Linked DNA regions of Homo sapiens: all the other regions are linked to region 1. A link is a loop called in an ENCODE intact Hi-C map of the cell type or tissue named here. Cell type or tissue: ascending aorta. All regions are shown on one strand. Links, peaks and the distances in the headings refer to the core of each region. The heading gives the core; the rest is flanking DNA. Region 1 has its middle 79 kb from the start of ABHD5. Region 2 overlaps LOC107986081 (a long non-coding RNA gene). Region 3 overlaps LOC107986081 (a long non-coding RNA gene).

Region 1 (10,599 bases), core at 1,519-9,518:
CCCCTGTCCCTAGGCTAAAATGCCAGGGGAGAGGGTATGTAGCATGGTGGTTAGGGGGCATCTGGTTCCTGATTGTCATCTGTCCACCCTGGTATCAACTGGGATGACATCCTCTTAGTGTGACAATGCATGCTGGCTTTTTGCCACACTAACATCTGCTGTGACATCCTGTCCCTCCATAGCCTCTGGTCTTCCTTGCATCCACTGCTGCATTCCTCTTGTCTTGGCCACCAGTTCCCCTTGTCGCTTCTTTCAGTGCCTTCTCAGGGGGAATGAGGGCTACTTGGCCATACTGACTGTACTGGATACAGTTGGTGGCCCAAACCCCTTCTTCTGGCCTGTGCACTTTTGCCCCAGCAGCTTGAATATTGAAAGCTAAGCGGTCACACCTGCTTGCCTCAAGAATTGTCCTTGGCCAATGGGTGGTGCTGCATCTGGAAGGGGGCATTTAGGTCTTTCCCTTAGGGCAGCATAAAGCTAATGATGGACTGATGAGAACCTACAAAAGGCCAGACCCCTTGCCTTCAGGTGGGAGCCATTCAATGGTGCAATTCGTGCTCCTGACCTCCACGTGGGATCAGGCTGCAGCCAGATTCCAGCTGGGACCGCATCCTGGCCTGGCTCCTTGTGCTGACCTTCCTTGCTTCCCTCACTTTTGGGGTAGTTCTCCTAAAGCACCTCCTGGATAAATGACTTCCACAAGCATCTCCATCTTAATCTTCACTTTAGGGAGCTTAGGCACTGTCCCACCCCATGGGGCAGGGGATGCAGGGAACTCTAGGCTGTGAGTCCTCACTGCATAGATGCACCCTGAGCCAGGCCAGCATGTATGTGTGTGGGGGAAGGGGTACAGGGGTGGGAGGGAGGTTGTTCTCTGAGAAGTTTGCTGCCTTCCAACCTTCTCTTGGAGGTGAGGCACAGATTCCTTCAACACTTGAATCCCCACAGCTCTCAAAGGGTTTCTATCAGGCAGAGTGCCTTCCCTGCAAGTGAGAAAATGTAACATGAGCCAGCTTAAATCATTTCTGAACCACTCAGCTGTAACCCAGGGATTGAGTAAGAGTCAGGGCTAACCTAGTCTGTATCTGAGCTCTGCCTCCCCCCTCGACAGTTCTTTTTGCTTTACTCTCTTCCAGGTATTGGCATCGTCTTCTGTCCAAGCAGATGTGCGGCCCAGAGTGCCAAAGTCATTGCATCTTACAGCTCATGTTCAAGAGAAGACAGACAGAACTGATTCTGGAAGCTCTTCTGGCAGAGTAAAGAAAACTTCCCAAAAAGCTGCTGACAAATTTTGCCTTCAATCTCTGGGGCCTAAATTTGGCCACGTGCCCATTTCTGACCCAATCTGGCCCAGCCCTGGAGCTGGTGTGGGATCTGCTTCCCTTCCCAATACATGGGATCTTTGTGAAAGGGAAAGGGAACAATAGCATCCTCCTGGAAATGAAGGAGGAGGTGAGCACCATGCAGGGTGCACAGTCAACAATGCCCATGCCTGACTTTGTTGTCCAGTGGACTAGGGTGGGGAGCAGGGCACAGGAGGCCTTCCCAGGGAATCCTTCTCAGGGTCAATATTGGCAATTTCATGCTGCTCAACCAAATGCTGCCAAGATGCTCTTCAGAATGGCTAGACACATTTCCACTCTAACTGATAGCTTCAGGATCCCTATTTTTTCTCATATTCACCAGCACTTGGTATTACTTATTGTTTTAGGGTCTCCAGAGAGACAGAGCTAATAGGATATACATACAGATATAGGAAAGAGGATTTATTAGGAGAACTGGCTCATGTGATCACGGAGGCTGAGAAGTCCCATGTTGGACCATCTGTAAGCTGGAGAACCAGGGAAGCCAGTAGTGTTGCTCAGTCCAAGTCTAAAGGCCTCAAAACCAAGGTGTGATTCTCAGTCCAAAGCCAAAGGCCCAAGAACGTGAGGGGCCGCTGGTATAAATCCTGGAGTCCCAAGGCTAAAGGCCCGAGAACCTGAGGGACCACCAGTGTAAGTCCTGGAGTCCCAAGGCCATAGAGTCTGGAATTATGATATCTAAGGGCAGAAGGAGCAGAGAATCCCCAGCTCTAGGAGAGAAAGGAGAAATCCTATACCCTCTTTTTTTGTTCTATTCCAGCCCCCAGCAGATTGGATGGTGCTGACCACATGAGGGCAGATCTTCCTCACTCAGTCCATTGACTCACACACCAGTCTCCTCCATAGGCACCCTCCCATACACAACCAGAAGTCATCTTTACAAGTAATGCTTTACTAGTTCTCTAAGTATTCCTCACACTTACTTTTCCAATGTTTAAAGACCTGATAGGCATTAAAAGAATCTCAATATTGCTTCAATTTGCACTCTTCTAAATTCTGGCAAGATTAGTCATTTCATCAGGTATTAGTTAGCCAGCTCATTTCCTGTCCAGCAAATTGGCTATTCATAGCCTTTGCCAATTTTTCTAGTGAGTTTCCTACCCATTTCCCTTGTAGTCTAGATCAGGAGTTGACACAGGTTTTTTTTTTTTTTTTTTTTTTTTTTGGTTGGTTTTGTTTTTTGTAAAGGGCTAGATATTAAATATTCTAAGCTATGAAGGTCATATTGTCTCTGCTGATGTAGCACAAAAGCAGCTATAGACATAAATGTATAAATGAATGGGCATGGATGTATTCCAATAAAACTTTATTTATTTATTTTTAGTTACAAACACAGGTGACCAATTGGATTTGGCCCTGTGGGCTGTAGTTTGCCAGCTCTTATTATAGATATTATCTTTTGGCTTTAGACAACGCAAAATCTGCTCCAAGTCTTCACCTATCTGTTTTCTTTGTCTAAAGCATTCTTTTAAAAAAATTCTTAATTTTGATATAGTCAGATTTGCCCAGTTTTCATCCGAGGGTTATGTTTTTGAATTATGTTAAGACACCCTTCTCATCCCAACAACACAAAGATATTCCCCTCCTTCCTTCCTATTAACTCTTTATTTCTGTTGGCTTTCACATAGCGAGGTCTTGGATCTGTTAGGTGTTTGCATTTGTATGTGATGGAAGATGTGGCTTTATTCTTCTCCCTGTAGTGAACTATTCTCCTCACACCAGCAGCCAAACCATCCTTTCTCCACAGATTTGTAGCAGATGAAACCTTTAATTTGAAAAAAGAAAGGATATGTGGTTAGGCTTACCTATGCGACCAAATGCTGTTCTATAGTGCTTGCCTGCTCACCAAGTCCCAGCTCTTTTCTGGTCCCCCAACATGCCCAGGGCTTTGTGGTCTCAGAAACATCAACAGGCTCTTCCCTGGTGCATGGCGGGCCCTTCCTCATCCTTCAGGTCTCACTCCAAGTATCAACTCCTTGCAGATGTCTTACCTGAACACCCTCTCATTTACTCTGTTACTTAACCCAATTGGAAATTATCATTTGCATTTGTTTACTTGTTTATTATCCACCTTTCCCTATTAGATTGTGAGTTTCATCAGGCAGAGCTGGGGCTGAGGGCAGAGACTGGAACTGCGTTATTGGTTGGTCACTGCCTCCCTCGTGCCTGGCATACGGCAGACTTGAATTAAAGATTCCTGGAAAAACAGAACAAATGAGCAAGTTTAATTGATTTTTCAGAGGCAATGGGTCATTAGATCGCCCTGGCATTGTCTAATAAATTCTCCTACCCTCTTTGACAACGTACAGAATTAGAATTAAGGTTTGTCCTTCAACCCCACCCCACTCAACACCTTTATCATTTGATAAAACATCTCAGTAGCTTGAGTGTATTTATCACACCTGCATTTATTCACAGTTCGATCTGAGAGCCCTTGTTAACTCCCTTAAAATATCTGATTGAATTTCATGTGGAAGCGAATGCCACAGATTAAATATATGTTGTGTTAAGAAGCTTCCCGTTTTATCACAGCCTGTGCACTGCCAGAAAAGCATTCTGCATGTTAATTAAGATAGCTGGGGGATTTTTTAAAGACTTCTTTTTCTCCCTTTAACTTTATAATGCATTCAGGGGAAGGGAACTAAGGCAACTATTTGCAAAGCTGTAAAAATCAGTGTCGAGTCAGATGGGTTGTGGGATCCCAGGGAGCTTCAGTGACGGGCCAGGGCACTGTCTGTGCATGTCAGCAGCAGGCTGAGTCTAGGAGCCGGCTGTGAAGGAGCTTGGAGAGGCTGAAGGGAGGAAGTTCTGACTTCTGACTTTAGTAGGAACAGTGCCCTTCTGGCTAAGGCTGGAATTTTGCCCAGGGAACAGTTAAGTAAGAGGTGGGGTGGGAAGTGATCAAATCCAAGAATCAAAGTGGACAAGATGAATTTGGATATGGAGAATGGAGAAATCTGACCTTCCTCCCAATTAGAATGTCAGTGTAGCCAGGACTGTGTGGCAAGACCAAGAGGGGGCTGCAGATGCCTGCTTTAGCTGCTGCTAAGATGCCAGCACATTGGCCCTGCTAATGGGCCCAAATTCAGAAGTGACATGAATAAAACATGGATTCTGAAGTTCTTCAGACCTGGATTAAAATCCTGGCTTAGACACTTGTCACTTACTAGATCTCATTTTCCTCACCTGTGAGATGTGCATAGGGACACTGCTAGGTTCAGAGACCCTGGGTACAGCTGGCACATGGCAGGCTGTTAGCATATGGCACTTACTGCTGTTACATAAGAACCTGTGTCCACCTCCTGCTGTCAGGCACTTTGCAGCACCCAGCTGTTTGGTCACCTTTTCACCTCCCTTCACCTCTGTTCTAGTCTTGGCTCACCCTTCAAATACAACTGGCCCCTTACGTCGGGTGACCTAGAGAGTAGTCCCTGCCACTTGCACAATCCCAGTAAGCTCTAGTTAGGAAAATACCCTCATCCAAGTAGTTCCAGAATAACACTGCTGTTTGTTTGGGACTCCCTGACCCATAGCTTAGGAATCATGCATGCGCTGGGGTGACACTAAGAGCAACAAGATGTCCATCGGGAACCACTGCAGTTCCTCCGCCTCCCTTGGCACCGTGCCCTGGGACTGAGTTTGATTGCAGCGCCTTTCCCAGCTGTGACCAGCAGGGGGCGGCTCCTCTCTCTCGTGTCCCTTTCCAGTATCCTGGTAGGGTTCGTTCCCTCCCCAGCCCACTCAGGCCTCCTCCCGGGCTCCGCCTCTCGGGCTCCCTGAGACACGGCCCCGGCTCCTTCCGCCTTCCTTGGAGGAGGCTTGCAGACCTGCAGGGCGGGGCCTGACTGAGAGCGGGGCGGGATCTCCTTCCGGGCTGGGGAACAGATGCCCTGGCGTCCTTGGCACTGGGTTGGCTGGTCCCTCTCCGTCCTGGCTCCATTCCAAGCACGGCAGGCCCCGGGAGGGGCCCAGGCTGCTCCTTTTTCCAGCCAGGACAGAAAAGCATCAAGGAACTCTCGGTCATGAGACACGCCCGTCAGAGAGGAGGCACATTCCAGGAATGACATATGCCCTGAAATGTCATATGCTCTGAGGAGGTGACACTCCCCAATGGGTGACACAGCCCACAAAGGGGACATGGCCCACAAAGAGGTGACATGACCCACAGGGGTCACATGCTCCACAGAGGTGACATACTCCACAGAGGTGACCTGGCCCACAAAGGTGACATGGCCCACAGAGGTGACACAAGCCACAGAGGTGACACAGACCACAGAGGTGACACACTCCACAGAGGTGACACAGGCCACAGAGGTGACACACTCCACAGAGGTGACCTGGCCCACAGAGGTGACATGCTCCACAGAGGTGGTATGCTTCACAAAGGTGATATGGCCCTCAGGGACACACTCCACAGAGATGATCCGGTGCACAGAGGTGACATACTTCACAGAGGCAACCCGGCCCACACAACAACTGTGTCTCAACCATACTAGACACCTCAGGTATCAGAACCTTTCCATGGCACAGCAGGCCATGGAGCAGGCACTGCAGTGTTCGCCCTACAAACCCGGCGACTCAGTTCCAAGACCCTGCAGTCCAGAGAGCAGCTCAGAGGCAACGGGCCGAGGCCAGCCCAGCCGTTTTGCCTAAAGGTGGCTGCCAACCCTGGGGCCCTCAGCCTGGGCCTCCTGTGTCTCTGACCTCCTGCCTATAGAAGTCTGTTGCTCTTGCAAGGCCAGTAGGTAGACAGAGACAAGCATCAGTGAGAGGAAGAGTCATTTATGATTTATGAATAATGAACTAATTTAATCCTGGGTTTCTCTTGTGCCTCCCATTTAGTAATTTGTTCCATTTCTTAATGGCTCGAGTTCTTTATCAGGCTGTGACAGAGGCGAGTGGTGAGTCATCACACTGGGGATCAGGAGGGTGACCTAGATATTGGCACTGGGAAAGCAGTCCTGAGAGACGAGCATCAGCTCCACCCTCCACTCCCTCTCCACTGTGGGCAGCTCTGCGTTGGCACAGCTCCTATCTCTGCATCAAAGTGGCAGGAAGAGGTGGCCGTTCAGTGGAGGTGGGTGTGGCTGGGGCTTGTCTGAAGCTGTGGTTCCACAGCAAGCCCCTTGCTTGTGCTTAGATTGGACATCAGGGGAGAAGATGGAGAAGACTGGGGTCTAGCCCCACTACACAGCTGCATTGAGAGGGAGACAAGACTTTGGCGTCAGGCCACTTGGGCTAAAATCCTGGCTGCCACCTCTGTCTTTGTGACCCTGGGTGCATTGCTTTACCGCTCAGAGCCAAGAAAAGATGCTTCCAACAGTGAAGGCTGTCACCTCTATCCTCACGCTGCTGTCTGGTTTCTTGAACCTGTTATTTCTTTTCTTTTTATTACACACAAGTATATTGAGGCTTTGGAAGGTTAAACACCTTAACGAAGAGAGCAGGAGAGTGGTCTGTGTACAGAGGAGGGGAGAGTGGAACCTGAGAAGGCCTGGAATCAGGACCCCAGGGTGGACCCTTGAGGGCCAGCTTTGCCTTGCCTCCTCCGTGTCATCTTGCATGGCATCTGGCCCCAAAGTGCCCTCACACAGGAGCAGGCAGGGGGGCAGCAGGGGGCTGGTCAGACAGCAGCAGCCACTGAGAGCACAAGGAAGGACTAAAGCCAGCAGGTAGGTGGGGAGAAGAAGTGTGGGCAGCTGTAGGAGGCATCTGTCATGTATTTGCATAGTTAGCCCACCCTGTTGGCGTTTATCCTGTGAAGCAATGGTTATTGTGCCCACTTTACAGGCAGATACACTTGGGACAGAGGAGTCAAAGAATTGCCTAAGCAGCACAGCTGGTGCGGGGTGGAATCTGCCTTCTTCCAGCCTCTTCTCTAAATGCCGTCCCACTGCCTCTTGCCAGTCCCAGTTCTGATAGGTGTGGGTGTGTGAGGCCACCTGCTCTGTGATGATGGGTGTCCTCTTCCTCTTCTAGTGCTTGGTGGTCTACAGATCGTTGCCAAGTACATCAGCCCCTCTGATTCTCACAGTATTCCCGGGAGATGAGTATGAACAAGGATTATGAAAGAGTGAGAGTGACAGAGAGAGAAAGAGACAGAGACAGAGAGATAGATTAATATTAAAGTATAATATACAAACAGGTGTGCATATTATAAGTGCACAGGTCTCTGGATATTCATAAAGACTATTATTTAACTTCATTTTACTAAAAGAAAACTTAGGTTTAATGATGTGATATTCTGAAGTCTGTTTATGTGTCAAGCAATGGAGGCAGTATTCCAGATTACATCTCTTAATGTCCATGATTTGAAATGGATTTTTAAAATATTTAAAGTTTTGATTTTGATTTCTTTTGAGAGCAATATAATTTAATGGAAAATGGCAATGCCTTTATCTTATTAAGTTCATTACCACAAGTGGTTATATGAGAGGGAAATCAGGTGCTTTAAGCCATCCGCTCTTCTGTATTAAAACTCTTTATTTGGGGAATGAGAGTTCTACTGAAGTGTCTTAAGTAAAATTTGATTAAACTTAAGTAAAATTTGTTTAAAACTTGCAAGATGAACTTCATGGTTAAAGTCTAAAGTTTGCAGATTCAGAAAGACTTGAGGAAGGAACAGTGTACTTGAATTTTTTTTTGTAACATTTAATTAGTAGTGCATTGTTTACATCAACACTTTGTGGAATATTTTGGAGACTCAACAAAGCCTTCTTAAGGGTGGCCTGATCCTCGGCTTCCAAGTCTGTTTTTTAGCAGTGAAATGGCTTTCTTGTTCCCACATTTCAAAAAGAGGAAAACATTTCTGTCAGTTAAGCGAAGGGAGAGAGGAAGGTCTCACAATTGTGGTCGTGGTCAGGGGCGGAGACCTCTCCCCTTAGGATGCTCTACTTTTCTCCCTAGGGGGAGGTGACTGGGAGGGGACCTTTCTTCCAAGGTTTGGGAAACCTGGTAGATTCCTGCCTCTCTGGATGCTTTAATGGGGTCCCTGTGTGAAAGCAGGGGCTGGGGGTGTGTTACAAAGTCCCTTCCAATTCCATGAGAGCAGAATTTAGGGCAATTAGAAATTATCCCACCTGAGTCATCTTTCCCCTTCAAAGTGGTGTCTGAGGACTTTCTCAATTGACTCTGGAACAGGAGCAGAAAAACCCAATCAATTAGCCAATATCCAGTGACTGAGATGGACTGTCTCTGTCTGGGAATCGCTGGGGAAGCAGAGCCTGGAAAGGAGATTCATCTGGCAGGGGAGGGAAGATGAACGCTAAGGACTGGGAGAGCTGGACCAGTCAAGCTGAATTGGGCCTGACCCCCCAGTCCCACTCATAGTTAGACTCCAGACTCCAGACTCCAGACCCCAGGCAGTCACTTGAGAGGTCCAGCAGCTATGGCATGACAGGCAGTGGCCAGAGGAATTGCTCTCTGCCCCAGCCAGGCGGGAGCTTGCTCTGCCAGCAAAACCTGCAAGTCATCCTGCTGTAGCTGCCGGCCTGCAGAGACCAGCCCTGGTGGCAAGGAGGAGGTGTGAGGAGGAGGGAGCCTCTGGCAGCTTTTTGTTTCAGGCTAGAACTTTCTAGCAAGGCTTCAGAGCTGTCTGACCCACCTGCTGACTTATTCTCCCCTGCATTCCACTCCCCAAAGGCCACATCCGTCACACGCTGGCTTCCCCAGCCCAGGCATTCTCTCCTCGTGACATTGAGGCTGTGGAATTGTCCCTCCCTCCCTGGATCCCTGAGAACCCAGGAAGCCCACTTTCCCTCAATCACAGGCACATGGAGAGAATGAATTTCGTTTGGTTCATGTAAAGTTGGCTGGGTGATTTTGTTATTTTACTGGAACTAGTTGCCCACCTTTAAAAACTGGGAACTTTCACATATAAGCCCAGACTTCCTGCTTCTCTTGAAAGCCACTCTGGTGACACCGGGCCTGAGTCCCCATGTCGTCATGGAGGGGGTGTGCCATCTCTAGTGGCAACAGTTCTCACCTCTTCCATTTCTTGTGCCCCATTTATATGCCTCGCCCTCTTGGCCACAGAGTTAGTGCAAGCTCATCCTGGCACCTACAGAGGTGGAGAGCAGAGTGGGTGGTGTTCTGCCCCTGGACCACCTCCCCAGGGGACTGTGGGACTTCGTCTGCCTCCATAGCATCTGAGCCTGATCACCATCATGGCCCTTCCCATTTGTATTGAAATGATCCACTTTTTCCATGAGGATTATGGCCATTTATGGGCATTGGTTTAAATCTCCTTCCTCTCGCCTGGGGTCAGTTCATCTAATCACTTTTGGAGATGAATTTGGGGAAGTGATTCTCCACCTCCAAGACCCAAGGAAGGCTAAGTGGATCCAATGATTTTATTTCATTTTGAAGATGAAGAAACTGAGTCTCAGAGTGGTGTGTGGCATAGCTGACCTCTGCTAAGGAAGATCCTCCAGTGTGTGGCCTCCCTCTAGGTCACTGTCTACCCCAGGGTGGGCAACGGCATCCTTCAGGCAGGGGCTCTGGTGGGGGAGCCATAGTGGGAGAGTCCCTGGGTTGCCAGTTCCTATAGAAAGGCACATCACCGGCCGGGCGCGGTGGCTCACGCCTGTAATCCCAGCACTTTGGGAGGCCGAGGAGGGCGGATCACGAAGTCAGGAGATCGAGACAATTCTGGCTAACACGGTGAAACCCCGTCTCTACTAAAAATACAAAAAATTAGCCGGGCGAGGTGGCGGGCACCTCTAGTCCCAGCTACTCGGGAGGCTGAGGCAGGAGAATGGCGTGAACGCCGGGGGCGGAGCCTGCAGTGAGCCGAGATCGAGCCGCTGAACTCCAGCCTGGGAGACAGCGAGACTCCATCTCAAAAAAAAAAAAAAAAAAAAGTAAAAAAAGAGAAAGGCACATCACCCCTAGAGTGTTCTTCTCAGAGGGCCCACGTGGAGGATGCTGCCTGGCAGCCTGAGGGCAACAATCCAGCAGGTGAGCCCATGCCCTGCTCTGCCATCCATGCTCTCCCCTGAAAGGGGGCTCTGTGGAAGAGCCAGGTCCGCTGCACTCACCATCATTTCCAGTTGAGTGCCGTAACTAGGAGCTGTTCCCTCTGCAGGCAGGGGAATGCCAAGTGGGCCAGGAAAGCACAGTCAGTGGAGGAGGTGAAGAACTGTTTGAAAAAACTTCTTTCTCCAGCTTCCTCTTCAGCATATTCAGAAAGCTGCCTTCAGTGCCCTGTGGCTAGAAGGCAGGCTTTATAGCTCTG
Region 2 (10,599 bases), core at 1,086-9,085, 130 kb after region 1:
CCCTGCATTCTGTTGGACCTGTTCTCACAACCCTAGGATGTAGGTACTATTATTAACCCCAAGTAGAGAGGAGGAAATGGAGTTTGAAAGTGGTAGGTAATCTATGTTAGGGCACACTGCCGTGGTTTGAACCCAGGGAGCTTGACCACCCTTTCCCTGACCACCATGTTAGGCAGTCTCATGGGGTTGCAAAACCAGAAGATGGGGGTCAAGGTGCTAGAGAAGAGTGATCCTGGAAGCTCCTCTGATTGTCTGCTATTGGCTTAAATCCTCTATTGAGTCTCATGGTGAAAATTTGTTACACAGAAGTTTTTGAGAACGCAGAGCACTACTATTGTAGGCGAGCTTTGATTCCCAAGCAGCACAGACTTTGTGGCCAGGCCAGGCACCTCACAAGGTGTCTGAGCTTAGACATGACCTGAAGAAGAAAGCGTTCTGAAATCAGGGGTTTTCAAATATACCACATATTAGAATCACCTGGGGAGCCTTTCACAATCCAGATGTTTGGGAGCCCTGCCTCCCCAAATCAATTAAATTAGAATCCTTAGGAATGGGACTTTGGAATCTATATTTTGTAAAGCTTCCCAAGTGATTCCAATGTGCAGCCAAGTTTAGAACCGGGACTGCAGACCAGCAGTTTGCAAACTGTAATACGCACCTGAATTATCTGAGAATCTTGTTGCAATGCAGATTCTGATTCACTAGGTACTATGGTCTGAATGTTGATGTCCTCCCAAAAGTCACATATTGGAACTTAGTCTCCAATGTTATGGTATTGAGAGGTGGGGCCTTCAGGAGGTGATTTGGTCAAGAGGATAGGGCCCTCATGAATGGGATTAGTGCCCTTATAAAAGAGGCTTGAGGGAGCCCTTTGCCTCTTCCACCACGTGAGGACACAGCAAGAAGGTACCGTCCATGAGGAATGGGCCCTCACTGAACGAGACACTGAATTTGCCAGCACCTTGATCTTGGACTTTCCGGCCTCCAGGACCGTCAGCAATAAGTTTCTGTTGTTTATAAATTACCTAGTGTAAGGTATTTTGTTATAACAGCCTGAACAGACTAAGTCACTAGGTCTATCCAGCTCCCAGGTGATGCTGCAGGTCCACGACCGCACTGCAGATAAAACGGGCAGGAAGTTATTTCCTCGGAGGCAGCATCTAAGGTTGGCATTGAGGTGTGAATTTCAAGTTAACGGTTAAATTTTTTTTTTCATAATTACTATAAAAATTCATGTATTGCAAAAAGGGATATAAATTCTATAACAGAGTTCATCTAAAAAATGTAAGGAGAATATTCATTAGCAAAGGCTTTATGCTTTTAAAAAGTAGATGTTACTGAAGATTTCATAAGAGAGGTGATGCTGGTTTCCACCTCACGTTAAGTTTATAACCCAAACAACCAGCTGAGAGCCCCAGGCATCCCCAGCCTCAGGACATCCAGGGGCCACTGCACCTCTCTGTGGCTTTATGTCCACTCAGCTCTTCCAGCCACTTTTTCCTGCTGAGTCCCCTTCAAGAGCAACACAAAATACCTCCCCTTGAATAAAAAAAGAATAACCTACTCTCTCCCTTAGAAGCACCACCTTGATGTTCCAAACACAGATCAATGCCTGTTCTCAAACAAAAGCAGTACTGTTTCTTAAAGGAACTGTGATAAGTTAAATATTCCTACTTCATTAGACCATGAGAAGAAATCTAGGTTTACAAAAATAATTACGTTTTTGTGTGTTTCTATATGATGGCTAAAGAATTCTAGATGGACCCCAAGGGGTCCAAACATTCAGGGAATTTCTAGGGCTATAAAATAACCTGTATTTATTTATCTCACTTTTCTCCCATCCCCGCCTGGCTTCTCAAATTCTCTTTGCTTTTCTCCACCAGCAGACACGGGTATCACATATCAGAGAGAAAGAATAGTTCCAGAGGAAATCTGTATTGTCCTTATTTCATAAATTGGGTTTAATAATTCATCTAAAAGAGAATTTTTAGCAACACGGTTTGCATAGAAAAAGAGAACATGCCTTCCCTAAATAGACATCTGTTACTCTTGCTGCAACGCTGAGTGGGGAGAAAAAAGGCCAGTCGGGTCCAAGTGCATCTTTCAGATTCACTAAGGACATCATGGTCTCCAGTCCCTTAGGCAAAAGTGATTTTAGAGCACGCTGTGCAAGGAAAGGAATTTAAACCACACCTGAAAAGTCTCCTCTTTGTCACTGCAGAAATTTACCTAGAGGTCATTGTGACAAACATGCCTATTCCTAAAACATCTGCAGATTATATGTCCGTTCATTTCCTGGTCATAAAATGCCACCTGCCTAGACCCCCCACTGTTGCCTCAAATATCAAACCAATGTTGTCTTGTGGGGCAGACGGTGGCAGGTTTGGGGTCTGCAGGTCTCCACATGCACACACAAAGCTGTTTAGAACGTCAAGAAAATCAGTCATTCACACAGCTGCGCTGCTCATGCGTGACAGGCTGACTTTAAATATTTGTCACTCCAACTAGCTGACATAGGGGGAGGGGAAGCTGGTAGAATGAAAGGGGAAGAAAATTAACAGAAACCCTAATTGCCCAGGTTTGCTGCCTTGAATATTTCTGCAGTAGCTCTGCGGCAAGCAGCACCATCAACGTTTTCAGACCTGACAATGGGAAAGTTGCCACGGAGTCAAAGACCCAGCCAAAGAGGCAATTAATACCTCCTTTTTTATTTTAGAGACATCATCTATCTCTCTGCCCTGAAAAAAAAAAATGGCTTGAGAATTCTTTCCTAGTTCCTTTTTCCAAAGTGCCCTTATTTTACCACGTCCTTTGCTGAGTCTTGTGCAGTCCTGGGAGCATCTGAATAAACTGAATTTCCCAAATGTTTCAAGTATCTGCAATCATATAAAGTCTTTCTCTTGAAACTTGGCACAGTCTAATGAAATAACTGAGGTATTTTTTTTGAAGGCTGTATTTTGTTTATTAAGAAAGATTGCCTGGAGCAATAACACCCAGAATTGAGAAAGAAAACGGGCACACTTATTCTACTTGGAGGTGAGTGTACTGAGCCCACCCTTCTAGATAATAGTTTGACCCCTTTAAAAGTGTGATGATCTTTGACCTGGCAATCCCATTTGTCCCAAGGAAATAGTGTGTATAAAAAATTGCTGCATTCTGGTGTCCATCATTTATAATAGCAAAAGTTGGGGAGCAACTGAAAAGTCAAAAAATAAGGCTAGTGACAAGTTAAGTCATGGCAAATTTGTATAATGAAATACGGTGTAGTCATTAAAAACATTTGTAGTAGAATATTTGATATGGGGAAATGTTCGTGATGCATTATTAAATATAAAAATTATAAAACACCATGTACATTATGATACTGTTTTAAATTTCTTTTAATCAATTTTGTGATAGTATATGCTTAGAAAAAAATCACTAGATTTTCAACAACGTATAGTATTATGGGGTGGAGAGCTGAGATTATGGGGAACTTTTAGTTTCTTCTTTGTCCTTTCCTGTATTTTCCTACTATAATGCATCACTTAAAGTCAGGGAAAAAAAATCAGAAGTGTGATCAAAGCTTATGTTTTGTCACATTTAAAAGATGCTACGAATCAGTTTAACATGCCAGTGCCCTTTATTTGATAAAGTACCATGTGTGAGATCCCACTTTGCCACGCCAAAGTCAATGACTCTGATGTTTTCCGTGCCGCTGAGTCACACGGTAGGCTACCTCTGGGTTTTCGATGAACTGAACTGTTATTTCAGAGGGAGGGAGGCGAAAAGGATTCATTATTCAATGCGTTTCAAACCGGAGTCCAGGGGGGCGGGGGGGGGCGGGCCTGCGTTTAAAAAATAACGCGTAATGGAGTTAAGATGCAGATTCTGGAGCCAGACTGTCTGAGTTCAAAGGCTCCTAATAGCTGGGCTCCTTAACCTCTCTGTGCCTCACTTCCTCGTCCGGAAATTGAAGCTAATAAGAGCACTGACTTCCCTGGGCGGCGGTTGAAGGCTACCTGTGTGGATCTGGGCACAGCGAAGAGCGGAGCCTTAACAGGGTGAGCACGCCGGTTGCGCGCTCTCCAGAGCAGCCCAGCATCTCCCGCCAGCCTCGCTGCCCGCTCCGCCCCGGCGCAGGGGCCCCAAGCCCACAGGCAACGCCAGCGCGCTCCCAACCGCTGGAGACAGAAACAATGTGCGCGCGCACACGGCCCACGTGCACGCGCGCACGCCCACGCGGCATACAGGCGCGCACGTGCACACGCGCGCCTGCACAGCTCTGCGGCTCTGCTCCGGCCCCACAGGCCCATCTTAAAGTGTTTCGTGCTCTAACTTACCAAACACGTGGCAGCCGGCAGAACGAAAAGGAAAATAAATGAACTGCGACGAAATAAAGCAGGCCTTTCCGCAGTCGGCCACGTCCAACAGCCACTTGGTTCCTAGCGCTTTCTCGTTACCCGGCTTGGGCAAAGCCAGGGAAGAAGGGGATAGGACATAGGGATGGGTTAACAAAGCGGGAGCAACAGACCAAAGTAACCTCCTTGTATTGCCCCCCACCCCTCATCCCCTGGGGACACCGGCCTGGCTCCCGTGGGACCAGCATCGCCATCCCTGTCCCCTGTACGAGACTCTCCGCTGGGCCGAGGGCCGGGCTTGTGTTTGGGAAGGTGGGTGCCAGGGCCCGTGCTCAGCGACCTTCCAGAGCAACTGCATCAAATGATGCTGGCTTTCTTCCCAGCCAGTCCCCAGCCACACCCATAGGGGACAGCAGTGGCAGCCCGGGACTCTATTTCCTGCCTACCCCTGGACAGGAAAGCCACCCGCAGGCGCCTTCACCTTGGTCCACGTCTCACTCGGATGATTCAACAAGGCTCTTTGGGAAAAAAAATTGAATTCGCCATTGAGAACACACATAAGAAACCAATAATCATTTTTGGTTTTTATGATGGAAACAGGCACAAAAATCACAATTTTATATAGGTTCAAGACTGCTTCCTCTCAGCAGCCCAGAGCTCTTTAAAGTAAAAATAAAAATAATCTTTCAGGTTTTTTTCTTGTGTATCTTATGGAATGTATATTAAAGTCCTGAATGCTAAAACTCCATTGAAATTTTATTTGGTTGGTGCAAAAGTAATTGCAGTTTTTGCCTTTTTTTAAAAAATTAAATTACTTCTGCACCAACCTAAGTAGTCTTCATTATCAAGTGAATTTCACCAACTGAACAGACTTTGAAAGAAATAGACACAAAAGGAAAAATCAGCAAACACGAATATTAAAAGTCTACTATTTAGTAGCTACTGATCCTGTTTGAAATCAATTCCTCTCTTTTTCTTCATACTGTCTCCTGGCCTCCCATATACTAGAGTTTTATAGACAACGTGGTCGCCCTCTGGAGCTGATTTGACCCCACTCCTCTTTTGGCAAAATTTTTATTTGCATTTCCCTTGTGCTCCCAACAGGTCTGTATATTAACAACATGCCTCGTTTTTGGCACAACAGCCTCATTAATTATGTCAGCAAAGAGCTGGCACTAGGGCTCCTCAGTGCCTGGTAATTCCCATTTCCTCACTGCTGGCTTTGCTGCCTCTGAACCACCAACCATCAGCAGCCCTCATTTTCCCTCTGCCTTCCCAGCCCCCTTCCTCACCTCCATTCTCCACGCCCCTCTTCCTTGCCCACTTCCCAATACTGCAAAGAACAGAACATGAGGTCCCAGAAGAATGACCCAGCAGAACTCTACTGGTTTTATTAATATGATTATTACTTGGCCTGAAAGTGGTAGATTTCCTGGATCCATATCCCAAGTCCTTCTGGCCCTCTTTGATAAGCTTTTAATGTTGATGATGATAACAATGGTTATCATTTATTGAGTCTTTACTATGCACCAGCCCCTGTGCTTAAAAAAAAAGATTACCTCCTGTAATCCCTAAAACAGCTCTAGAGACAGCTAGCATCATTAATACCATTTGACAGATTAGAAAACTGAGGCTCAGAGACTTAAGGTCACAGGACCAGAACTGGAAGGGCTAAGGTTGGACTTAAATGTGTCTACTGTCACCACTGCACGTCAGGACATTAGGTGGTCTCTTCTCTCACAACATGAAGCAATGCTAGCAAAAAGTGGCTAGGCGCTCAAGAGGTGTGAAACTTGGAAGTTACTCTAAAATGTTAAATGGCAGATAGTGCAGTGGCCTTACAAAATATCAGAAAAGCCATCTTTAAGAGTGTCAGTTTGTCAAAACAAATTATTGTCAAAACAAGCACAACAAGGAAAAACTGATTATGTTTTGTTTTGCTTTGTTTTCAGTTTCTCAAGCTTGCAGTAAAATGCTGAGATTCTGGCCAGTAATTTCCCCTTCAGACCTAACCTGCCTTGCCCAATGACTAGGTAAGTAGGACACAAGCAGTTGTATTCTCATATATTACACCTAATTTTACACCATTGGCCAGACTACCACTTTCCCTTCCCAACTGCATTTGGTATCTGGGTCGACATCCCAGGGAAAGACTTTTAAAGAACTCAAGGCTCACCTCCCACCCCCGAAGACCTGCAGTGGCTGCCATATGGAAACAACTCCGTGGTCATTAGGAGTCCCTTGACTAATATGAGTTCTCAGCCATTTTTCAAAACATTTTAAAGTGTTGATTTTATACCAGGCACTAGACCCAGGCACTGTGGATAAATAAGTGTGGTCTGTATTCTAATTTCACTTAAAAATTAATGTTTTAAAATACATTTGAACAGCTGACTCATGGGACAGAGAGAAACCAGGGATGCAGGACAATTCATATCACGTTTAAGAAAGCTAATAGCAGAAAGGATCCAAATGCATTCTGAAAAAAGAAGAGACATTAAGGACCGGATTTTTTCATTGTTTACCAAAAATGAAGAGATCTTCTCAGGAATGCATAGGACAGGTTTCTTGTCCATGCCACAGGGCAAGGCAAATGGTTTATCATAGCAGCTAAATTACATTATTTTCAAAAGTTACCAAAAGAGTACATGCTTGATATGAAAAATTCAAGCCCTATAGAAACATTAAAAGGTAGTAGCCCTTTTACAGTATTAAAAGCAATAGCCCTTTCACAGTCTCCCCGGCTACAATTTCATTCTAGGGATAACTACTGTGAACAGTTTAGTGTTGAATCAAAGGAGTCTAGGCTTCTTTCCTGAATACGACAGAAAAAAAATATCCTAAGGAACATGACCCAGAGGAAAACTGAGTTCACAGAACTTATGGAGTCTCAGCTACTGGGTTTCAAGATCCTTACTAGTGGGGTAGCTTATTCATGCCTGATCCTTGACTTCTGTTATCTGCATCGTAAAAAAAAAAAAAAAAAAAAAAAAAAAAAAGCCTAAGATGGATAACATTTGCATGTGATTATCCAGGACTCAATGACAGTCAACAGGCAAACTACCATTCCATCCTCTGGGTAAGGCATTCCAGGTTCTGGTTAGAGGCCAAATGTGCTCATCTGGCTGCTGCCACAGTCAAGCCTTAGCCAACGTTATTGTCTTTATGTTAAATTAACTCATCACATTAGTGATGTACAGAATCTTGGGTAATGGAACAGGTACAATTTAAGGCAAGAGGAAGAAAGTCAGGCTGATGAATCAATATCTTGGGTGAGGCACTGGAATAGGGGCTTTGGGAAGCTGGGGCTCTGGGCAGCTGACGTTCTGGAGAGGGTCTAAAAAGGAAAAAATGGGAACATGGCTCAAGAGATGGGCTAGGTTTAGACCATAACTTCACTCACTTTTCACTTTTCCTTGGAGCACATCAGTATAATATGAAGTTAGATTTGGGTTAGTTTCCATCAGTTTACATCAGCACAGATTTAACAAAGGACTCCACACATTCTGCTCCAGAAAGTTGACCTTGAAGGCTAGAGGGAGGAGGAATAGCCACAGCTGCCACCAGGCTTCCTGATAGCCATTCTGCCGTGCATGGTCCATCATAGAAGGAGACTACATGCCCCAGCCTCCCTTGTTCAGTGTGGCCACCTAACCCTATTCTGCTGCAAGGTAATTCGTGCAAGGGGTGTGTGCAGTGTCCCTGGAGTGTCCTTTATTTTAGGCTGGCTTCCCCAGAAAGAGATACTAACACAAAAACTTGAGTACAAGTTGTTTGTCTGGGAGGTGATTCCAGGAAGTATTAGTAGGAGAGTGGGGGAAATGTGTTAGTGTGAGTCTTCTGAGAAGTAGTTGCCAAGGTGGGATTACACATGAAAGGATTTTATTAGGGTAACTATCAACGTGAGGGAGAATGGGGAGGGAGCCACATGAGGCTCAGAGATCTCTCATACCTCCAGCCAAGTCTGACCCTGAGTGAAAGAGGTGGGGAAAGAATGTCTTAGACTGCCAGGCTGTCTATGGAAGGGTCAGCGAAGCCATCATGGAACCCTGGAGCCAAAGCCAGTGTTAGAGGAGCCCCACATCTCCTAGAACAACCTGCATTCGAGTGTCCCTGCTGTGCTCAGTCACTGACAGGGAGCAGCCCTTGGGAAGCATGTCCTTCGGCTTCCTAGTGCAGCAATTGCCAGGCCCTTGGTTACCAATACTCCCTCTAATTGGAGGCAGGACTGCTAGGCACATTCTCATGGGCACTATAGGAAATGAGGTAGGAGAGGGAAGCAGGCATCAGAGTGCACTGGTGAGCAGGTGACCACTGCGGGCAGCCGAGGTGCAGTCCTGGTTACCTCTAGGAGACTAGCATCTTCCCCACTTGAAGGGCACAGAAGGTGAGAAATAAACTCCCAATCTCTGGAAACCACTGATTTGTTGGCCTTCCCTATTGCCGCTACAGTCTTAATTAGCACAGGGGTTCAATACCAAGCGTGAATGTGTTAGAGATACCTTTATTTATTTATTTATTTATTTATTTAAGACAGAGTTTCGCTCCTTGTTGCCCAGGCTAGAGTGCAGTGGCACAATCTTGGCTTACTGCAACCTCTGTCTCCCGGGTTCAAATGATTCTCCTGCCTCAGCCTCCTGAGTAGCTGGGATTGCAGGCGAGCGCCACCACGCCCTGCTAATTTTTGTGTTTTTAGTAGAAACGGGGTTTCACCATGTTGGCCAGGCTGGTCTTGAACTCCTGACCTCAGGTGATCCACCTGCCTCGGCCTCCCAAAGTGCTGGGATTACAGGGTTGAGCCACCATGCCCGGCCTAGAGATACCTTTTAAACTTCATTTTGGTAAGGCATTTCCACTTGCTCTTCCCAGGAACCTTTTTGCCAAAGCTGCTAACAAACTGAATGTATAACTGATCTAAATTATGTTTCTCCACACTCCTCTCCCACCTCCTGCTTCCCTACCTGCTACAGAATCAGAAATGTGTGTTAGCCCCCAAAGTGAGGAACACAGAGCAAGGGATTCTGTGTAAAACCATGCAGAAGAATCCATCCCCTCTCCTCTCCCCCTTCCCATAAGGACATACCACCAAGTCTCTGATTATAACCATTTCTCTTCTTTACAACTCTATATAAAAACTTATGCCCCTCCCCTCAAAAAAAAAAAAAAAAGGACTAGATGGAAATACACCAAAGCAATACCTGGCTTTAATAAGGTGGTTGAATTACAAATATTTTCCTTTTATTTCTTTTAATGATTTTCCATAATGAAATGTGATTTTTACCTTTTAAAATTAAATGTTTACATTAAACTATTTTTTTCTACTTTATGCTTAAAATTTTTCATAATAAAAATTATGTTTTAAAATTTCAGAGCAATTTTACCTCTTATCCTTCTGTATTATTTCAGCTCAGACTGCTTTAACGAAGTGCCGTAGATCAGACAGCTTTTAAACCACAGAAATTCCTTTCTTTTTTTTTTTTTTTTTTTTTTGAGGTCATTTCTCTGCCAAGTAAAGTCCAGACTAGGTATTCCTACTGGGTGGGCAGCTTCCCTCCACATGGTGACTGGGGATCCATGCTCCTGCTCCTTCCATCTTGAACTCTGAAAGTGGCACAAACACTTCCACTCATATTCTGTTGGCTGTAGTTGTCACATGGACATGGAGAACTGCAAGGGAACCTGGGGGAATGTGGTCCTGTGGTATTCCCAGGGAAAAGAGGATAGTTTTGATGACCAGCTAGTTAGTTTCTGCTACAGAAAGTGACATAATTAGAAGAATGTAAACTCAGACCAGATTTCATTTGCCAGCATACCCTTAGGAGAGACCCTTCCATCATCACCCCTTAGATTCAATGAACTGCTCAGCCAGGGAAAAACAAGGTTTGCCATCTGCCCCAAGATCACAAGTGAACTAACAATCACCAAGGATTTAGAGAAGATGATATGTTTGTGTTCTGGCATCAGGAAGAATGAGGGGGTGAAGGGAAGGCCAGAGAGCAGAGGATATTAAGGTAGCAAAGGTGGGAAGGTGTTATAGACTGAATGTTTGTGCCTTCCTTAAATTCATGTGTTGAAATCCTAACACCCAACATGATGGTATTAGGAGGTAGGGCCTTTGTTATGTGATTAGGTCTTGAGGATGAGGCCTTCATAAATGAGATTAGTGCCCTTATAAAAGAAACTTCAGAGAACTCCCTCACCCCTGTTGCCATATGAGGCTACAGCTAGAAGATGGCCACCTGGGGACCAGGAAGCAGGC
Region 3 (10,599 bases), core at 1,214-9,213, 86 kb after region 1:
TTCCAGTGTATATTGAAATCCTATTAAATCACTCTGTGCATAGTATGGAAGAACCTTACCACAGCATACCTCCATTTTCCCCATATATCTTTTGTGATATTATTGTCACACATCTTGTTTACACCTTTGCTATAAACCACACAATATATTATTAGTGTTTTACTCTATACAGTCAACAAAAATGAGAAAAAAAACTACTCATATTTATCCATGTATTTACTATTTCTAACATTCTTTATTCCTTTGGGTAGAGGGATGATATGAGTTTCCTTCTCATATCATTTATTTCTGCCTTAAGAGCTACCCCAACATACTTTTGTAATGCAAGTTTGCTGGTGACAAATTAACTTCTTTGTTCTCTAAGGAAAAATGCTTAATTTTGCTTTCATTTTTGAAAGATTGGGGCATGGGGTATAGAAGTCAAGGTTGATGGAGTTTTTTTCCTTTTCAGTATTTTAACCATATTACTCTGTTTTCTTTTGGTTTGCATAGCTTCGAAATAGAAGTCTGTGAAGTTCATAGCTTTGTTCCTCTTGACATAATGTATTTTTCTACTCTGGTTGTTTTAAGATTTTCTTTCAATCATGGGTTTTTAAAAACTTGATTGTAATGTGTCTTGGTGTGGTTTTATTTGTGTTTATCCTGCTTGGCATTCATTCAATTTCTTGGACCTATGGGTTTACAATTTTCATTAAATATGGAAAATTTTGGCTGTATCTTCAATTTTCTTCTGTCTATGCAATCTCCTTCTGGGATTACTGTATACATATGTCAGATTGCTTGATATTGTCCCATAAGTTGCAATTTTATTCTTTATTTGTTTATTTTGGCTCTTTCTCCTCCTGTGCTTCATTTTGAATATTTTATATCACTGCGTCTTCAAGGTCAGTAAACATTTTTTCTTCAGTCTAATCTGCCACTAATCTCTTCCAGTGAATTTTTTATTTCAGATATTTTATTGTTTATCTCTAGAAGTTTTATTTGTTTTTTTGTATCTTTCATTTCAATCCTTATTGTGTTTCTGCCTTCTTTTGAATCCTTGAAAATCCTATTAAAGATCTTGTCTGCTAATCCCGCAATCTCTATCTCCTCATGCCTGTTTCCACTGTCTGAATTTTCTCCTGGTTTTGGGCTACATTGCTATGTTTCTTCATATATCTAATAAGTTTTGACTGGATGATGTATATTGTGAATTTTTCATTGAGCGCTGGATTTTCTTGTGTACCTTTAAGGGGTGTTGAACTTTTTATGGCATGCAGTTATTGGCAGATCAGCTTGATCCTTCTGAGGTTTGTTTTTAATCTTTTAAACTTTCTTAGGGTGGGTCATGAATAGCTTGAATTCTAAGTTTGTTTAGCCCATTGCTAAGATGTGATTCACCTGAGGTCTCCACTGAAGGCCTGAGAGTCTGAGAGCTCTTTTACTCTAGCTAGTCAGAATTTGGTCGTCTGTCAGCCACATGTGAGCTCTGCAAACTGTTCAGCTTACAGCTCCCTGGTTGCTCTTTTCTCAGCTCTGTGGATCTTCACTCTATGCTTATATGATTTAGTGTTCAGTAACAGATTCAGGGGATCTTGTGCAATTTTCTGGAGCTATTTCTTTAAGCAGCTTCTTCCTCTCCAGTACTCTGCCTTGCAAATTCTAGCCCCTTCAGCATTTCTGAACTGCAATTTCATTTCTTCAACTCCGAAAGAGCTATGCTCTACTTGAGATCACCTTTCCCGCAGAAAGTGCCTCCAGACAGAAAGTCAGGGTGGTAACAAGCTCATTTTGTTCTATCTTTTTCGGTGTTGCCCAGTGTCTGAAAACTCTTGCCTTATATATTTGGTTTGTTTTTTTAGTTAACAGTGAGAAGATAAGTCTAGTCCCAGTTACTCCATCATGGCTAGAAATAAAATCACCTAATAATCTTTTAATATCCATATCACTTAGCATAATTCTACTTATACAGTTCAAATATTTTTGAATAAAATATTAAACATTTCTTTGCTGAATTATTACTCATAAAATATTCATGCATTTGTGTTTTCACGACATTGTACTAAGCACCATGGAAGTTTGCATTTTATGGAACAATCTCTTCCTAAAAATTTCATCTGATTAAAATGTAAGAGAGATTAAAATGTATTCACAAGTAGCATAAAATAAGATTAACTGTGCATACAAGTGTGGTTTTAGATGCACTTAAAACAAGTCACACTTTCACAGCCATTTAAATCAGCCTGATGGGGTCTCATAGGAGGTGAGGGTAGGGAATAGAAGCCAGCCATGTCACTGGCAGACGCGAAATGGAGTCAAGAATTGTTACTCATTTCCATAGATGGTCACTTAGCGGATCTGGAAAACAAAAACAAAAACTGCTCCAGAAGAATCAATCTACTGTATTAAGTATTTCTTCACAGATTCTGTGAGGGAATATCTTTGTCTGTTCTGAGGGAACTACTGTAAATACAGCATCACACCATTCAAAAGGAAATTTGCTTACATATTCTTGGAACATTTGGAAGGTTTTTCCTTTTTGCTTTGTAAGAGTAAACAGACACTATGTGAATTTTTAAAAAAACTTTTCAAAACCTAGCTGGGTGTGGCGGTACATGCCTGCGGTCCCAGATACTCAGGAGGGTGAGGTGGAGAACTGCTTGAGTCCAGGAGTTTGAGGATGCAGTGAGCTATGATCGTGCCACTGCACCCCAGTCTGGGGGACAGAGTGAGACCCTGTCTCTAAAAGACAAAAGAAAACCTTTTCAAAAACTCTTTTCTATTGAAGGCAATCAGGTGTAAATTTTTCTTTCTCTGAAACTCTAAACAACTCCTTAATGTCACCTGGGCCTAACCATATCTCCACCCTCAATTCTCCTCACTCTCCCTTTCACCCCTCACTTGCCTCAGGGCTTTTGCACATGTTTGGGAAGCTCTTCCTCTCCCATCTTCCCCTCCCTTTCTTACTTGGATAGCTCTTTGTAATTTTTTATGTTTCAGCTTAACTGCCTCAAAGAGGCCTCCCAGGATCACCCAATTTAATAATACTGTTCCTTTCATTCTCCCCCCAAGGACTATTCTTTTCCTTCAGATAATGAATGCTGGTTCTTCCTGGCCTGTTTGCCCTCAGATCTATGGCCTCACCCTTTCCCTGGCCAGCTCTATATCTCTGGGGAGTGACCCCTGTGATCAGACTTGCTTTCCCAGACTACCTTGCTTTCTGACTTCTGCAGTGGCTAAACCTTTGGGAAGTACTGATGGACATAAAAAAGGCAGGAGGAAGAGAGAAGGTGAAGTTTTTCTTCCTTCTCTTGTAGTTTTGATTTTACCTGCCCAAAGGCTGAAGATCCCCTTGTGTCTTCCACTCACACCAGGCACCCCCTTTTCTATGGTCTCAGTCTCCCTTGGGCAGCTCCTGTCTTGGTTCCGGTTCTCCTCAGATGGTACCGGGACCTGCACTCTGATAACATCACCTCTTCTCTTTGTCCCTTTGTTGAAGGACTTCCTGCCGTGAACCTCTGGGTTCCTCCACTATCCCAGACTTTCTTGGCACTTTCATTACCCAGATAAGTAACACATTCCCTGCATTCAATTCCCTCTGCTCTACATATTCAGTTTCTCCCTTTCTGGTTGAATCCTGACTGATACAGTATCAAATTGTAGATCATTGGCTAGTGTTACTTTCAATCTAATGTCTGAATACCCGCCCCTGCCCACACACACATTCCATGAGAACAAGAACAATATCTATTTTCTTCACTACAGAATCTCTAACACCCAGCACAGTGCTTGGCTTTGGGTTGTTGCCCAATTAATATTTATAGAATAAATGCTTGAAAGGGAAGGTGGAAGGGATGAAATCAAATTTACCATCGGTTCCAGGTGACCTGAGTATGCTCCTCCCGCTGCTTCTGTCCTGTGGATGGGGTGAGTGGATCATAGAGAGCAGTCCTTCATGGTTATGCAAAGAAGTTTTCCTGTGAGGAGACCAGAATGCTCAGCTTTGCTGCTATTATTATTTTCTCTTTTCTTTTTCTTTTTTTCAAATTCAACTTTAGTGGAAAGAAAACTTTCTCATTTCCCATTTCAGCTCACTGAATTATTCATCAAAAATGTTCTGCTGGTATTTCCTCCTCTGTCAGAGTTCTGCCGTTCCAGAAACACTGCCCTGGAGTTGCAATCAGAGCAATTAGCAGCCCATTACGGGATGCGCCTGTCCATGCCCTCAGGTTCCCGACCTGGGGCTGTGCTGATGGAGAGCCAGCACTACCATGGAGTCTGATGCGTGTAGGCTGGCCTGAGCTCCTAGCCCCATTAATTGATGGGGAGCCCAGCAGGATCTTCATCTTCCTTTGCCAGGATCAGCTAATCAAGTAACCAACACGCTAACAGCTCAGGACTTTAGCTAACACCACCCTCTTATCTGACAAGCTGATTCCATTGGACCTCAGTTTCCTTAGCTCTAGAAATGGAAGGACAGCCCTTGACTGCCTGCCTCACAGCACCATTGTGGCTGTATGGGCCCACCTTGACTCTCAGCTCTGTCCACTGCTGGGGTTCCAAAAAGCTAGGCAAATTGGTCAAATGTGCCTCTAGAAGTCGATTTACCTCTAAGGATGATTTCTCTCTAGAGGGTGTTTCAGTTTTGTTACAAGCTTGTCCCTGTTACACAACTTCCATCCCTAGAAGGGAGGACAGATTTCTGCATTCCTCCTGGTGTCACTCATCTGCATCTGTCCTCAAACCCACCCTCAAGGACCCATTTCTGTGTCCTACTTGTAGCACTGAAAGATGAAAGAGCTCCACAGCAGCTCTTTGGGTAAAATAAGAGAGATCATCCTCCCTACTATCATAGGTCTCTCTGGCTTTGTCGCCCTGGGGCTCTGGGGTGCCACCTCAGCATCTGGAGTGCTGGTATTAAGCTATATCTCTGGGCTGTAACTCAGCCCTTCTTCTCTGGGTTCTGCCATGCTGGGCAGGACTCTGCAAACCAGGGCTCTCCTTTGCCAGTGGCTCCCTGACAGGCTCTGCCATTAGGGGGTGCTAGAGAAAATGGAAGCTGGAGGAGGAAGCAGGGACCGGCTCCACCCTGCCTGCTTTTTGCTTCTGTGAGCAGCACCCAGCAAGGCTTCTTCTCCCTGGCAGCAGCAGCTCCTTCCAAAAGCAGCTGGTGAATCCACATTGCAGTTTTTCCACTTTCCATTTTGCAGAATGAGATGTATCAACCACTCCCTGGCCAGAGACATCGTACAAGCTGCCCAGCATCCCCTCCTCAGAGCTCTGGGTCTCATGAGCTGGGAAATGTGAACACCAGCTGACTGCCTCTCCAGCCTCACCCCCAGTTATCTTCCAGGTCCCTCCTCAAAACTTCCAAATCTTTTAACAATCCTAACCTCTTCCTTTGTTGTCTCCAGCCCCAGAGATGGTGGCTGCTGCCTACAGCTGCTGCCTTTGTTCTAACTTCAAGTACTCTTTTAAATCTTTTCAATTCCACAGCTAACAATTCTTTGCATTAAATTGTCTCTCCTCAAATAACTAGAAGTTTCTGACTCCTGCCAGGTTCCTAACTGATTGAGAAATAAGAGCTTGGAGCAGAGGCAGGGATGGAAGACAGCAGGAAGTGATGGCGGCTGGCAGAACCTGGGGGCACAGAGGATGCAGGACTGAGTGCGAGAAGAGGACCGTACTGTAGACCTACGGGTTTCGATGGCCAGCTGGGCTGTGTGTGAGCCACAACTGAGACGCCTTCCAGGGACTGCCAGAAGCACCTGCAGGGATGGTGAATCAGGCTCTTGAAAGCACAGCACGAATTTGGGAGCTCTGAGCTCAGAGGGCAGGGGATACTTGGCTAAAGAGGCTTAGTAGCCAGGAAGCCCTTCACACTGCAGCCTGTGTCTGAGCAAGTGAGGGGGCAACTGAATGAGTGTGCCCATCACTCCAGATGGTAAATGGAGAGAGGAAGGGATGCTTTCTCTAAGGGCGTCCTGGCTGGACTCGTCTCCCCCACAACCCTCAACACAGACACTCTCCTGCCTGCCTCCTATCCTAGGGTTTGGCAGGACAGATAGTCCAGGCGATCCCCTGTGACCAACCCCAAGCCCATGCTTCCTTCAAGGTCAAGTTTAGATGCTGCTGCGTCCATGGGACTTCTAGGATAACCCTCTCCCCACAACCATCTCTCCTCGCACCACATTGATAGTAGTGACTGCCAGTACCACTCACTGGGCCAGAGGAACAGTTCCCAGAGGGATAGACACTTTTCCTACCCTCAGTGGGGTGTCAGTGGGAAAGAAAGATAAAAAACTCAGCAGTGACTATCTATCTATCTATCATTTATCTATCTAAACTAATGGCACCTAGTAGGTGTTTGATAGGTAATTATTAAGTAAATAATGGATGAATGAATAGATGGATAGTAATGAATGGATGGATGAATAGATGAATGGATGGATGAATGGATGGATGGATGGATGGATGGATAGACAGACACGCATCTCCCCTAAGATGGAGAGGCAGGTAGTCTGGGGCAGGGCCATCTGTCACTGAGTCTTCCTCGAGTTCTTGATACCAGCATACTGTCTGACATGTCTATCCTTGGATGAGTTCGTGACTGGAGTAGGATAATGAGCAAAGGTGTAGAGGAAGGAAAAGCTAGAACATATAAATGATCTGGGGCCAATGAACTCTCCCACCTCCTGCTGCCTGCTCCTGGTATCTGAAACTCACCCTGCAGATATTTCCTTTGGTTCAACACTGCACACTTGGCCAGTCCTCTTCTGGCCCAGCTTCACCAGGAGCTGTAACATCCAAGCGGGTCCTGGACCAAGCAGCTGGTCCAGAGCTTTCTTTCCTAATGGGAGGAAGCTTGAACCACAGAAGTCCTGGGGCTGTGAGGCAGGCCCAGAGGAAGAAATAAGGTGGAAGAGGAAGAGAGTCCACTGGGACAGATCTCCCTAATCTCACAATACCACTTTGTATAAAAACCACTCTGTAGCAACAAAAGTAAAAAAAGCTGTACAGTACTGGTGGCTTTGCTTTGAAGCTCCACTCAGACAGGGGCCATGAGTCAGGAGGAGCAGACAGAGGAGGAGCAGACAGAGCCTACAGAACTTTTACTAGGGCAGGCATGCTCTTGTGATCCATACCTGTGGAGAGGAGGAGAAGGAAGCAGGGCTAGGTAGAGGGAGGAGGTTTCCGGGGCTGGGGGGTTTCTGAAGCTGGGTGGGCTTGCATAATGTTCTAACTTGGGGGGTCTGCAGGACTTGTGTGTCCCGGTGTTGATTAGTCATTGGATGCCACTGTTCCTGAGGAGCGGTGTGGCCTTGGTGTCTCCAGGAGGGCTAGTGTCTCAGGGCAGCTCCAGGCAGCACTCCCAGCAGGACAGCTTGGGGACTAAGCCTTCATCTCTACAGGGATTCTGGGGGCACCTTGAAGAAATGTTCATTGTTGTATCCTGGAGGATGCAGACCATACTCCTTCCTCTTCTTATCCAGGCTCAGTCATCCTCCTCTGGCCTCTCTGCTCCTCTCCTCCCCCACTCGCCCCCCTGCTGCCTCCGCAGCCCCAAGCCCTATAGCCCCGCATTGCATTATCGGCTGGCTGCTGCTGTCAGAGTCTCCGGGAAGATAATCTATCCGGAAAAGTGCGTGCGAATTACTAAATCAATAAACACTGCTAACCTCTTGATTCACTGCTTCTCTGCAGAGAACCCCTCAGCCCTGCAGCATTTCGCTTTAATAGGAGGAAAGCGAATGTGCTTAGTGGGCACAACCCACAGGCTGAGAAGGGAGGGGCAGCCACACGCGCCTAGGCGCCCACGATTAGAAAGCACCCCTCCTCCACCTCTGTCTTTAAGTTTCAGTCTCACAGAGGTAAGCAGCAAGAAAGCACGGGTCTTGCTGTGTACTTGGACTCACCTTCTAACCCTCAGCCCTATGCAGACGTCACCTTAAAAGACCCACCCCAGATTCCATCCGTGTAACATCTTGCCCTCACCAAGTCGGGGCAAAGGGTATAAACTCTGATTTGCTTAAGGTAGGAAGTATTGTCTGCTCATCCAAAGCAATTTTAAAGAAGAAGAAAACTTTACAACATGCAAATTCAAATCGTAAAAGCTGTTTTAATGATTAATAATAGCCACAGCTAAAACCTGCACAGTGCTTATTGCTTATTCCATGCAGAACATCATTTTAAGCTCTCTGCATAGATTAACTCACTTAATACAACCACTCTGAAGTGGTTATTATTATTACTGTTATCCCCATTTTACAAATGACATTTTGTTCTCTGTTTTAGAGACCCCAGAGAGGTTAAACAACCAGCTCAAGATCACACAGCTAGAACATGGAAGAGTCAGAATTTGAACCCAGGGCCCATGCTCGAATAGGTCAGTTCCATTCAACACACATTTGTGGCAGAATAACTCAGAGGTATTAATTTTTTCCTCCCTCCTCCCTTAAAGAAGGTAACAGAGTACTTTATATTTCCTTTCCTGAGAGATTTCCAGGGCAGAAAGGAGTAACTGCTCCAAGATAACCATTTCTTCTGCTTTTTGTGCAAGGCTGCACTATTCTGGAGATATGAAACCCATGCTTCCTTACTGCCTACCTTGGCGAATGCTAAAACTCAGAAACAAAAGCTGGAGGTGGGGGTGTCCTTAAGTGTGGAGATTGCAGTGAGTTCTGCCCTGCAGCCAGCACTTGGTCTCTTTACCAGGGGGCTGCCCTTGGAGCCCCGTGTTGCCAGTGCATACCAATAGCTAGAAGTGTCCCCTGAGCAACATTTGATTGAGGACTGATGAAAGAGTCCCTTGTCTCTGATGGGGACATGCTAATGTGTGGCCTCCACACCAGCCCTCCATGCCCTCACACCCTCACCTGACCTGCTTTTCCACGCGCCTCCTGGATTTTCCAGGGAACACTTGCTAATAAGGCATATTCACACAAATCCTCATCTCTCGGTCTCTCCTGGAGAACCCTGCATAAGACACCACACTCAGGGCTAATGGGCCAGAGAAGAAACAGCATCATCAGGGTCCAGTGGGAGCTGCAGCTTGGTGGAGAGGAAGTCACTGTCCAGGCGGCAGCCCAGGGCAGGGAGGGAGAAGGGAGGAAGTACTCCAACCACTCTTCTGTGCACTGGTTCGCTGGGCCCTCAGCTCAGAACTGGCATTAGTTCACTTCTGCCACATTCTACTGGCCCAAGAAAGTCACAGGCCTGTCCAGATTCAATGGGTAGGAACATAGACTCCAGGGAGTGGTGCCAACTTAGGGCCATTTTTATAGTCTGCCACACTATCCATGCCAGTGTACCCCTTGGAAGAGTTTTCTGCTCTCCAGTTTCAAAACTGCTGGGTTACCTAGCATGAGTGAACCAAGGGCACCCAGCTACTAAGTGGAATCTCGGGAAATGGAGCCCGGGCAGTCAGATTCCATAGCCAGGGTTCTGAACCCATCACTCGCTGCTGTCTTCCTGCATGAGCACAAGGCCTAGGGCATGTAGGGTACAGTCAGTGTACGGTGGTTTTAAATTAGCCACCACAGATATGGAAGAAACATATTATTTATTCTATAAGAAATAAATGAAACTGGACTCTGAGCTCTTACGGAGTTGAAGGAGAATTCTATTCCCTTCTCCCCGAAGGCATGCCATGGTCCTGGTGTCTGGTGAGAACACAGCATTCTTTGAGGAGCCTTCTATCATCAGCTCACTCTGTGATGCCTAGCAAACAAGCCTGCTGAGGCCACTGGAAACTGACCTGGTGGTGGGGCCTCAGGACCTTATAGACTGGACCTTGGGGGCTATAATGGCACCCCACAGTCCTTCCCCTCTGAGGCTGTGCAGTTTCCTTGCGGCAATGCTGGAGACCTGAGAAGTCCCCCATCCTTATGTGTCCACCATCCTCTGCTCCCTTTGCAGACTGTGGGCTTTCTCTCTTCCTTTGCAAAAGTTTTTCAAAATAGGAAATAAAAATCAATGGAATTTGCACATCTAGTTTTAGATACTCTCAACTGTCATGGTGTATTGGTTGTAATATTCTTCCTGATGTGGAGGCATTCATTAGGATATCATGGGGGAGGGCAGATATTAATATCGGGAGGGACAAAAGCATATGCCCCTCAATACCATGCTAGTGGCCTTTCATTTCCTTTCCCAATGACCTGGAGGAAGGGGAGGGGGGTAAGAAGAAACAAGTCACCCGACTTGTAGGTCCGTCTTGCTTCCTGCTGTTCACTGGAGAATTGTCTGGCAGATACATGCCCTTTGTTTCCAAGCTGACTCTCTTTTAGAAACTACCTCAAGCTTCCACCAATCACGAGGGTGTTAACCCTTCTAAAGTCTTCCATTCCTACCCAGAAATTAAGCCAAATACCACAAAGTCAGGGAGTGTCTCCATAAGTTCTTTCACTGTGCCATCATTAATGGGCTGGACCAAGTAGATGGAAGTGTTCGGGAAGAGCTGCAGTGGAATTGCTTCATGGTGTCCAGTGGACTGAGGAGAAGAAAAGGTCACCAGGCTATCTCAGTCTGACCTCAGCATCCCCCTTCCCTAGTGTTCTGAAAACAACGCAGCCTCTAGCAGAGGTCTGCACCTTGACCCAATGGCTGGCCAACCAGGCT

The links. Hi-C counts contacts between places; a loop is a spot of excess contacts. Peaks named below come from ENCODE experiments on the same cell type or tissue, not always from the same donor. Only the 100,000 strongest peaks of a DNase experiment are listed, where the experiment ranks them.
Region 2: it touches region 1 in a loop (4-fold over the local background); 2 of 110 quality-filtered maps call a loop at or near these places.
Region 3: a loop joins it to region 1, with 2.9 times the contacts of the local background. A loop is called at or near these places in 5 of 110 quality-filtered maps.

What each region holds. Positions count from the first base shown.
Region 1 is chr3:43,764,582-43,775,180 of GRCh38, forward strand. No RefSeq gene overlaps it. Among named protein-coding and RNA genes, the nearest start is that of ABHD5, 79 kb to the left of the region's middle. RefSeq lists a silencer at 4,946-5,125 and enhancers at 5,884-6,383, 8,750-9,276. In ascending aorta, for the core only: a CTCF peak has its summit at 5,045 (motif pointing right); DNase peaks (open chromatin) are centred at 4,200, 5,070, 6,310, 8,850 and 1 weaker place; H3K4me3 peaks cover 1,083 bases; H3K27ac peaks cover 5,252 bases.
Region 2 is chr3:43,890,233-43,900,831 of GRCh38, forward strand. All of the region lies in intron 1 of LOC107986081 (a long non-coding RNA gene), which reads right to left. Among named protein-coding and RNA genes, the nearest start is that of ABHD5, 200 kb to the left of the region's middle. In ascending aorta, for the core only: no CTCF peak of the experiment used is centred there; DNase peaks (open chromatin) are centred at 3,704, 4,159 and 4,613; H3K4me3 peaks cover 1,404 bases; H3K27ac peaks cover 1,305 bases.
Region 3 is chr3:43,850,848-43,861,446 of GRCh38, forward strand. LOC107986081 (a long non-coding RNA gene) reads right to left here. Exons shown (of 3, transcript XR_001740673.1): 2 at 3,850-3,956. Among named protein-coding and RNA genes, the nearest start is that of ABHD5, 170 kb to the left of the region's middle. RefSeq lists enhancers at 3,875-4,376, 5,202-5,703, 5,704-6,203. In ascending aorta, for the core only: a CTCF peak has its summit at 5,000 (motif pointing right); DNase peaks (open chromatin) are centred at 5,034 and 5,694; H3K27ac peaks cover 623 bases.